Linked DNA regions of Homo sapiens: region 1 is linked to region 2. Evidence: read pairs that join two places in POLR2A ChIA-PET (ENCODE). Cell type or tissue: GM12878. All regions are shown on one strand. Links, peaks and the distances in the headings refer to the core of each region. The heading gives the core; the rest is flanking DNA. Region 1 overlaps NEMP2 (nuclear envelope integral membrane protein 2). Region 2 has its middle 4.3 kb from the start of NAB1.

Region 1 (4,400 bases), core at 105-4,104, 130 kb after region 2:
AGTTTGCAACAGCAGCATTATTTTAAGATAAATTTACTCTTTATAACAGTGCTTATAACTCCAACTTCAGTGTACATGCAAGCTAGATGGGAATCTTGTTGAAATGCAGGTTCTGATTTAGCAGTCTGCAGTGGGGCCTAGGACTCTGCCATCCCAGCAAGCTCCATGTGATGTCGGTGTTGCTGATTTGTGGACCACACCTTAAGACCCTAGGGAGTTTCTTAAATTGACTTCAAATCAGTTTGATGTAGGAGTTTCTAATACAAAAGGTTTATTTGTTTGCTTTTATTTTTATGAGAGTGAATGAACCAAAAAATGTGTCATTTATTTTCTTCCACACACAGTATAGCACCTTTTGGGCTCTAATGGTTGGTTGTTGGTTTGCCTCAGTTTATATTGTATGCCAGTTGATGGAAGATCTGAAGTGGCTGTGGTATGAAAACAGGATATATGTATTAGGTAGGTAAATAGAAAAACAATATGCTCTGTGATTGGTAAAACTGAGATGTACAACTAGAGGCCTTCTTTTGATAGATGTTTCTCTCCAACATCTAAATTTTCATTTTGAACTAACGAAAGGTGCTACTAAAAATAATATTTTGTTTATCTTATTCCCATTGTTGTTGATTTCAGTTCATTTAGATCTCATTTTAGATGATTTCCCTATGACATGTTTCTTAGTTTTCTGTAGTAATGATCAAAAGAGGAAAAAAAAGTGTTTGTCCCTTTTGAATGCACATGCTTCTGAATTGTGGTTAAGCTCTAACCACATCTAACTGGTAATGTAAAAGCTTCTCTGAAAAGTGGCTGTTTCTTTCTTTCCCGTAAGTATTCATTAGGAAAGGTGAGAAATCCTAACTATAAATTACTAATGAAAACTTGCCTTTTCAGAAACACAGAGGCTAAGAAACCATTTATTTTCCTTGTTTTACATTACAAAATAAATGTTTTTATTGTTTATTTTAACTAGAAAATAATGGACAATGAGAGAATCAATTTTCTCCTAACCTTTAGCACCAAATTTCTCACATAAGTTCACTTCCCTCAAAACAAAAGCAATTAAGTTGTTTTACTTGAAAATTGTATATTTTTAGCTCGTTCTTCTTTTTGTGCTACTTTTAAATTACAGATACCATGGTATGCTCCCCTGAATACTGCACTATTCCTCTCTGAAAAACAAGAGGCTTTTCCTATATAATCAGTTAATTATTATCTGAAAAATAATTACATAAAATCATCTATTACCCAGGCCATGAAAAAATTTCCCATTCTTGATGGCTTATATAAACTAGGATATGGTCCAGAACCACATTTAGTATCTGTTTTGTCCTGTAAATTGCTTTTAATCCGTAGCAGTTCTTTTTTCATCATAGTGATATGCTAAAGAAACCAAGCTTGTCCTGTAGAATCTCCACCTTCTAGATTTATCTGATGACCCCTTTATGATAGAATTTAACATATTCTTCTCTTCTGCGTATTTTCTGTAAACTGGAAATTAGACTTCAAGGCTTGGTTAGATATAAATTAAACACTTAAGATAGAATACCTAAGAGGTGATGGGCACTTCACCTTGGATCATACCCAGAGACACAGAATAGCTTATAGTCTCACCATCGTAATGATGAGACTGAACATTGGATTCAGAGGGTGACTCCCTCCACTGTAAAATTACCTTTTCCTTTCATGACAAGAAGGTAAAAATAAAAAATAGGGTTTGTAGCCAATGGTGACATACAACTGTGACTTCTTCCTGACCAAAGTAACCATGATAACATTTTAGTCCAGCCAGGGTGCTGGACTAAAACACAGACATACTTATGTATCATCATAATAATGAGTGTACATCCCAAATTATTGCGAAAGTCAGCCTAGTATCTCATATGGAAGGAATAACACCCTATGTGCATTTTTCAACCTTACTTTATGGGGTAAAAAACACAAAAATTAAGGTTCTCTAATAGTTTTTACCTTTAAGTCAAGGCTCTGCCAGGTTTTTCACATAATGTCTCAAATTCAAATTTATATTATTTTACCTCTTCCACTTTTCCAGGCTATGTCTTGATAGTTGGATTTTTCAGCTTTGTTGTTTGTTACAAGCATGGGCCCCTTGCAGACGACAGGAGCAGAAGTCTTCTGATGTGGATGCTGCGACTCCTCTCCCTGGTTCTGGTCTATGCTGGTGTGGCCGTGCCTCAGTTTGCCTATGCAGCCATAATCCTCCTCATGTCCTCCTGGAGTCTGCACTACCCACTGAGAGCATGCAGTTATATGAGGTGGTATGTATCATTTTTTTCCCCCAGCAAATTTGACATTTTGAGCTCTAGTTTTATTATTTGGGAGAGTGTTTGCACACATCATGTTAATCTCATAATTACATTTGATCTGGAGATTTCATTCTGAGCAAGATTGGGGGTGTAGGGGTAGAGAGCTCCAAGCATCTGATCCCATCTTCATGGCTAGTCTTCATTAATCGTTGAGAGCTGTACCACCAATTACCAGGTAATTAGAGCTCACTCAGAATTCACTAGAGTCAATGGCAGAAGTACTTGGACTCTGGGTTACCTAAAATATCTTCTTTTATTCAACATTTTCTTTAATTAGAGTCAAAGACTGCTTTAGTGGTATCAGCTGTGCTTATGAGATACGAATTAGGAAACAGAAATGAATCATAAATGACTGAAAGGTATTATTTGTATTTAGGACTTTCTTTTCTCTTAGGTTTTTAGTTAAGGCTTATGGCCTTTGGAGTATAAAAAGAAAAATGAAGTAACCTCTATTGTGACAGCTTTGTTATGTTTCTCCTCAGTCATTGAGTCTGAGCAGCTGTTTTCATGTCAGGTGCACAGATGGAGATGGTTCTTGCCCTTGAGGTATACTTGCTAGACATAGGCATACATTTCTATCTCTTTTAAGTATTAAAATGGAGACTTGCCCAGGAACTAAGGGTATATAGAGAAAGCCAGGAGAGCTTTCCTGGAGAGATATTACTACGCTGAATCTTAAAGAATGAATAAAAATAACCAGACGAATAAATGCGGAGGGCTTTCCTGATGGAGAGAAAGCCCAGTTTGGTACCATCAGGAGATAGGCAGTGCTGTCAGTGCAGCAAGCAAGGTGGGCATGGGCCAGATGCATGGCAGCCATGCTAAGCAATCTAGTCCAGTCCTGTACACAGTGGGGTTTAACCATGAGACATTTTAGTTGGTCCACTCTGACTGCTGCCTCTACAGCAGTTATCAAACCAGTTGCTTAGGACCCAGGCAGATACTATGGTGAGTGATGCTGAGCAGGGGTAAGGCAGCAGTAACCAGGAGGACTGTGGGAAACTCTACAAAGCAACCTCATTGAAAACGGGGCTGTTACCACTCAGCTTGAGCTGATTGCTCATGTGTGGGAATATGAGTCCTGTATTGCCAGATCTGCTGGTTTTCTAGAAAAATTGGAAATGGGAATTACGATTAGAATGTGAAATCTCAGGATTTTTAAATGTTGGCATTTAAAAGTAAAAATAATTAAAAATAAAAATACATTGAACAAACAAAAATCACACCAGAGACCATAAATACTCATTGGCTGGTGGGATGTGGCCCATCTGTCTTCTGGCACAGCAGGTGGATATAAAGGGGAGGCCCCTGTGGCAGGAGAACAGTTATCAGACATCACAGTGGTCCAGGCGAGAGCTGATGAGGGCCTAGGGTAGGACCATGAGACCAAGGCTAGAAGAGGGAGTGAATAAATGTTCAAGAGGTAAAATTGGCTGTGAGGAAGGACACTATGGTGACTGGTAGTTTATGGAACTGGTGACTGTGTGTGTGTGTGGCAATATCACAGGGTTAAAATTGCACCATTGACAGGACAGGGAGCCCGCACAGAAGATGCTGGCGGGGCTGAAAGGCAGCAGGGCAGGGTTGGAGGGTTGATGCTGACTGGGTCTCTCTTTGCCCCATCTGCCCGAGGCAAACAGTGACTCGGAACACCAGAGGTCTTTTGTCAGTGAGGCTGGTCCCCCAACATCTTCCAGGTCCCTGGCCCTTTGCCAGGCTTGTGGCCTGAGGAACTCAGGATAGAGTTCCTTCTTCCTTCCCTTTAACCATCCAGCTCCCTGCCAAGAGCAGAGTGTGTTCTGCACAATGGTTCTTTTGTGCACTAGCTGTGTTCTATAATAATCAAAATGTACTATAACTTCCTCAACTTAAAATTTTGCTAGTGAATAATTATATAAAGAATTAGGGGATGAAACAGGAACTTATAGGTTAAATAACACACCAGAGAAATAATACCTTTATTTTGTATAGTACTTTCTAGTTGCAAAGAGCTGTTTACTTATATTTTAATAGTATATGGTAACTACTCTTTTGATTATCCTTATTGAACACCTACTATAGGCCACTTACAGTGCT
Region 2 (4,400 bases), core at 153-4,152:
CAGGCAACGAAATCTGCAAAATTCTCTTCTAATTCCTCTATGGAATCTTGATGTTTTGCAAACACTCTTGGTTCTGAAAGCTAGAAAAAAAGAACTTTTTTCCGTAAAGATGTATAATCACGGATTCATGAGTCACGAAATGAGTGGTCTTACCTGAACTATTGAGCCTTCTAGTGGAATTGTTTCCAGAGTTGGAAGAAACAACATTAAATCCTCTTCCCAAGCTTGTCTGTGTCTGGCTGAACATGATGCTGAAAAGGAAATGTGTCAGGACAGATACTTTTTCTTCTGAGTTGTATCTGGTTTCTACAGTTAAACAGTGGAATCTATCCTTGTTTGTTTTCTGGGCACATTTAGATAGTGTATTCTTCCCACATTAAGAATGGCATTTTTGGCCCACTTTACTTTGCCTTAAATGCCCTGTGGTGCTGGGGGAAGTGGTGGGAGGAAGGAAAATGAAGGAAAGATAAAATTTTAAGCTTTTAAGCATCCAATTCTGTATGTCTGTATGACAACACTGTAGTCAATATGGTAGCTCAAAAAGAACTGAAGCATTCGCCTGTATCTGAGTCAAGTCAGACGATGGATTCTTTTTTTCCACCTTACCAGGTTTTGTCACTCATGCCATCCCTAATACCTCCTCCCGACTCCAGCACACACACAGTCTTCTCCCACTCCCACGCCCTGAGGATTTGTTAGAGGAAAGCAAAGAGATTCACATTCCATCCTGGAAGGTAACAATTATGGTGTCTGATTATCCTCTGAAGGCCCTCTGGAAGAGATCAAACAGTTTCAAGGCTTTAGAGTGTTCTTGGAGGCATCCCAGACAGGTGTAAGAATGTGCTAACACAAATAGTTGCCATTCAGACCACTTTGGATATCTTTTGTTAAACGTCCATGCAATAGTTTTGGTTTCTCCTGGTGTGATTTTATTATAAATACCTGTATATTGAAATTATTCATTTATTCAGTACAGCTTGTTGAGCACCAAGAATGTGCCAGGTTTAGGGCTGGATGCTTGGAACACAAAGACAAGTAAGTCATGGATGGTTCCCTGCCCGCAGGGCTTTGCTATAAAACAGTGAAAATAAGGAGAACAGAAGGAAGTCTAAAAGACAAAGGAAAATGTTTTGTCTCTGTTTATAGTTTTGATTGTCTTTTCATGCACTCTAAAAGATGAATATAAAAACTACTAAGGAATGAGACTATATTATTTTTGTAATACTTCGTCGAATGCAAATAGTAAAATAAAAATAATTTTCTTATACATGGAAAATCACATTTCATGTTACATTTCATTAAGAGCCTAAAGGACATGAGTGTAATTTCCAAGAGGCAGAATTTTTTATTCACTGCTGTATATTCAGTGGCTAGAACATTGGCTGACGCATACTAGTCACTTAATAAATATTTGCTGAATAAATGAAATGGAAAATATGAACTAGCAGAATTTTGTATTTTGTAGATGTTATTAGTATGAATTGTATTTCCTAATAGAAGTGTCTAAAATATGTGATGCCTACTTCTGATTAAATATATAACATTTTCAATAAAATATTAAGAGTTAGAATATGTTTTGAAGCAGTGTGTAAATTGTGAAGTAATTTTAGAATGTTCCTAAAGTAATTCATATTAGATTTTTAGGCACAAAATTTATTTTTAAATAAATTACAAAGGGTTAATAAATACACCAGATTCTGAATTTTTAACACCATTTGGAAAGTGGTATGAGAAATATATCAAATTCTGTTTTTTTATTTATTATTCATGTGTTTATTCTTAACTCTATCTCTTGCAAATATCATCCCAGGCTTATTCCTTATATATAAAAGTAAGGGCAAGACAGAGCTACTTCTGATGTCTTAAATAAATATCACTTGTATGGTTTTAAATTTTGAAAACACTTTTTAAAAAATTTGAAAGCCTTCTTGACTTAGTTTTTGTTTTTACCTGTTAGGAGTAGATTTGGGAGAAGCTTATTTTACAGGCGTGTTCATAATTTTAATCCGTGTTGTAGAGTGTGTCACAGTATACAGCCAAATCACCAGGTTTATTTCCCCTCTCAGAAAACCAGATTTCCTCTCTCAAGTTGTGTGTGTGTGTTTTTTTTAACTTTTATTTTAGGTTCTGGGGCACATGTGGTTTGTTACATAGGTAAACTTGTGTCACTGGGGTTCATTGTACAGATTAATTCATAACCCAGGTATTAAGCCCACTACCCAATAGTTGTCTTTTCTGCCTCTCTCCGTCCTCCCACCCCTCACCCTCAAGTAGACCGCGCTGTCTGTTGTTTCCTTCTTCGTGTCCATGAGTTCTTATCATTTAGCTCCCACTTGTAAGTGAGAGCATGAGGTATTTGATTTTCTGTTCCTGTGTTAGTTTGCTAAGGATAACAACAGCCTCCAGCTCCATCCACGTTCCCACGAAAGACATGAACCTGTTCTTTTTTATGGCTGCTCTCAGGTTTAAAAATTAGAGAAAGAGAATAATTTTTTTTGTGCTTCTGAATGGAAGTTGTAATTCATGGAAAATAGAATATAATGTATGCCACTGACAATATACAGTCAGTATATATGACACACCTTTGAACACAAGACCAGTCAATGGTAAATGAACACTGCTCCTTCACATTGTCTTCTGATGGCTCTGTCAAAGTACAGAAGCATGCTGAGATGATTCGAGATGGAAGATGCACGTTGGCATTAAATAGCAGTAAACCACATACTGAACAAGCTATTCCCTTTTCAATTCTTTCAGTCCTTCGAAGGAGGAAATTTAAATTGGTGCCAGTATGTCTGTAATCCTTCTAATACTTGCTGAATTCTGTTTTTTGTTTTTTTTTTACAATGAGGAAACAGGCTTCAGCTCAGAGCCTTGGCAGGCCTCAGTATATAGCTAGAATTTAATAGCACTGTTTTCCTTGTATTTGTTTTTATGGTTATCTTCCATTGAGGCAAATGAGATTCATTATGCATTTAGAATAACGATCTCAAAATACCTTTTAAATACATTTCCTTGAGCAAAGACCCTTAATTTTAAAATGAGGACTATTAAGTAAACTCTCTTTTTTGTTGTTTTTGTTTTTGAGACAGGGTCTCACTCTGTCACCCAGGCTGGAGTACAGTGGCACAATCATGGCTTTCACTGCAGCCTCAACCTCCCAGGCTCCAGTCATCTTCCCACCTCAGTCTACTAAGCAGCTGAAACTATAGGCGTGCCACCATGCCCGGCTAATTTTTCTATTTTTTATAGAAACAGGATTTCACCATGTTGGCCAGACTGGTCTCGAACTCCTGGGCTGAAGCTCACCTCCCAAGGATAAATGCTATTTTAGTGGTGCAAGAAAATAATAACTAACATGTATCGAGTACCTAATAAGTGCTGGTAGCACTTTATCAGTATTAATTCATCTGATCCTCGCAACAGCGCTATAAAGTATGCACTATTATTCACTTCATTCTCTGGTAGAACTGAGGAAACTGAAATATGGGGTACTAAAATTACCTGTTTAGGTAACATGGGAGAGCCAGGCTTTGAGGCCAAGATCTCTGTCCCACAGCCCATGTCTGGACCATTAAACAGATAGCTCTAAGCAGCCAAGTCAGTGCTGGAGGTTTCAGAAACACTGACACAAGTGTTTCTCCCATCTTTAAAACTCCAGTTTAACTTCCTTGAAGATCACTGTGAGCTCCACTTCCCTCAGTAGCTTCTGCTTTCCCTAACTCCCATTCCACTTCTCTTTGGTACCACATGGAAGGCTTATAGTTATTTATGCATCTTTAGTTACTTAATTATGTTCATCCTAAGTATACAGTAAGCCCCCTTGGAAGGAGCAACTATGTGTTATACTTCTCTTGAATTCAGTGAATATATGTTTAAAAGGGGTTTTAAGAAATTGTTATTAAAACTGCTCAATGATTAGTGCATTATTTTAGCATTTGCAAAAATAAGGGATTCTTTTGACCCAAAAAAAAAAAAAAAAAAAAAACCTTAACCATTTCCACTTTGTGAAACTAAAAAAAAGTTTTCAGTGAAAAAAAAAAAATGTAAGAAGTTGGTAGTGATTTTGACATTTGAATGAAAATTTCACTAAAAGAGCATTAATTTATTATTTTCGGAAAGATTTCTTACTTTAAAATGCTTCAGTAATTCCAAACAAAAGAATAGATTTAAAATGTTCTTAGAGGAGAGGAAGAATAACATTATGGCTTATGACCTACAAGATCTAAGGTATAATATAATTCTCGTCTATTATTGCCTCAGAACAATTCTATACTTAACAAATTTTCCACTCTGTGTGGTGGTAGCCCTACAATTAACTGAGTCATGTAGAATATTCATATTACCAGAAATATAATTAAAATTTCCCTTATTTTGCGATATGAAATTCAAAGCTTTGG

Evidence for each region. Peaks named below come from ENCODE experiments on the same cell type or tissue, not always from the same donor. Only the 100,000 strongest peaks of a DNase experiment are listed, where the experiment ranks them.
Region 1: POLR2A ChIA-PET joins it to region 2 with 5 read pairs; 3 of 35 experiments call an interaction of 5 or more read pairs at or near these places.

The regions. Positions count from the first base shown.
Region 1 is chr2:190,512,329-190,516,728 of GRCh38, reverse strand. NEMP2 (nuclear envelope integral membrane protein 2) reads left to right here. Exons shown (of 9, transcript NM_001142645.2): 6 at 345-459; 7 at 2,051-2,276. Among named protein-coding and RNA genes, the nearest start is that of NEMP2, 20 kb to the left of the region's middle. In GM12878, for the core only: no CTCF peak of the experiment used is centred there; no DNase peak of the experiment used is centred there; H3K27ac peaks cover 303 bases.
Region 2 is chr2:190,642,612-190,647,011 of GRCh38, reverse strand. It overlaps a transcript of NEMP2 not described here. Among named protein-coding and RNA genes, the nearest start is that of NAB1, 4.3 kb to the left of the region's middle. In GM12878, for the core only: no CTCF peak of the experiment used is centred there; no DNase peak of the experiment used is centred there.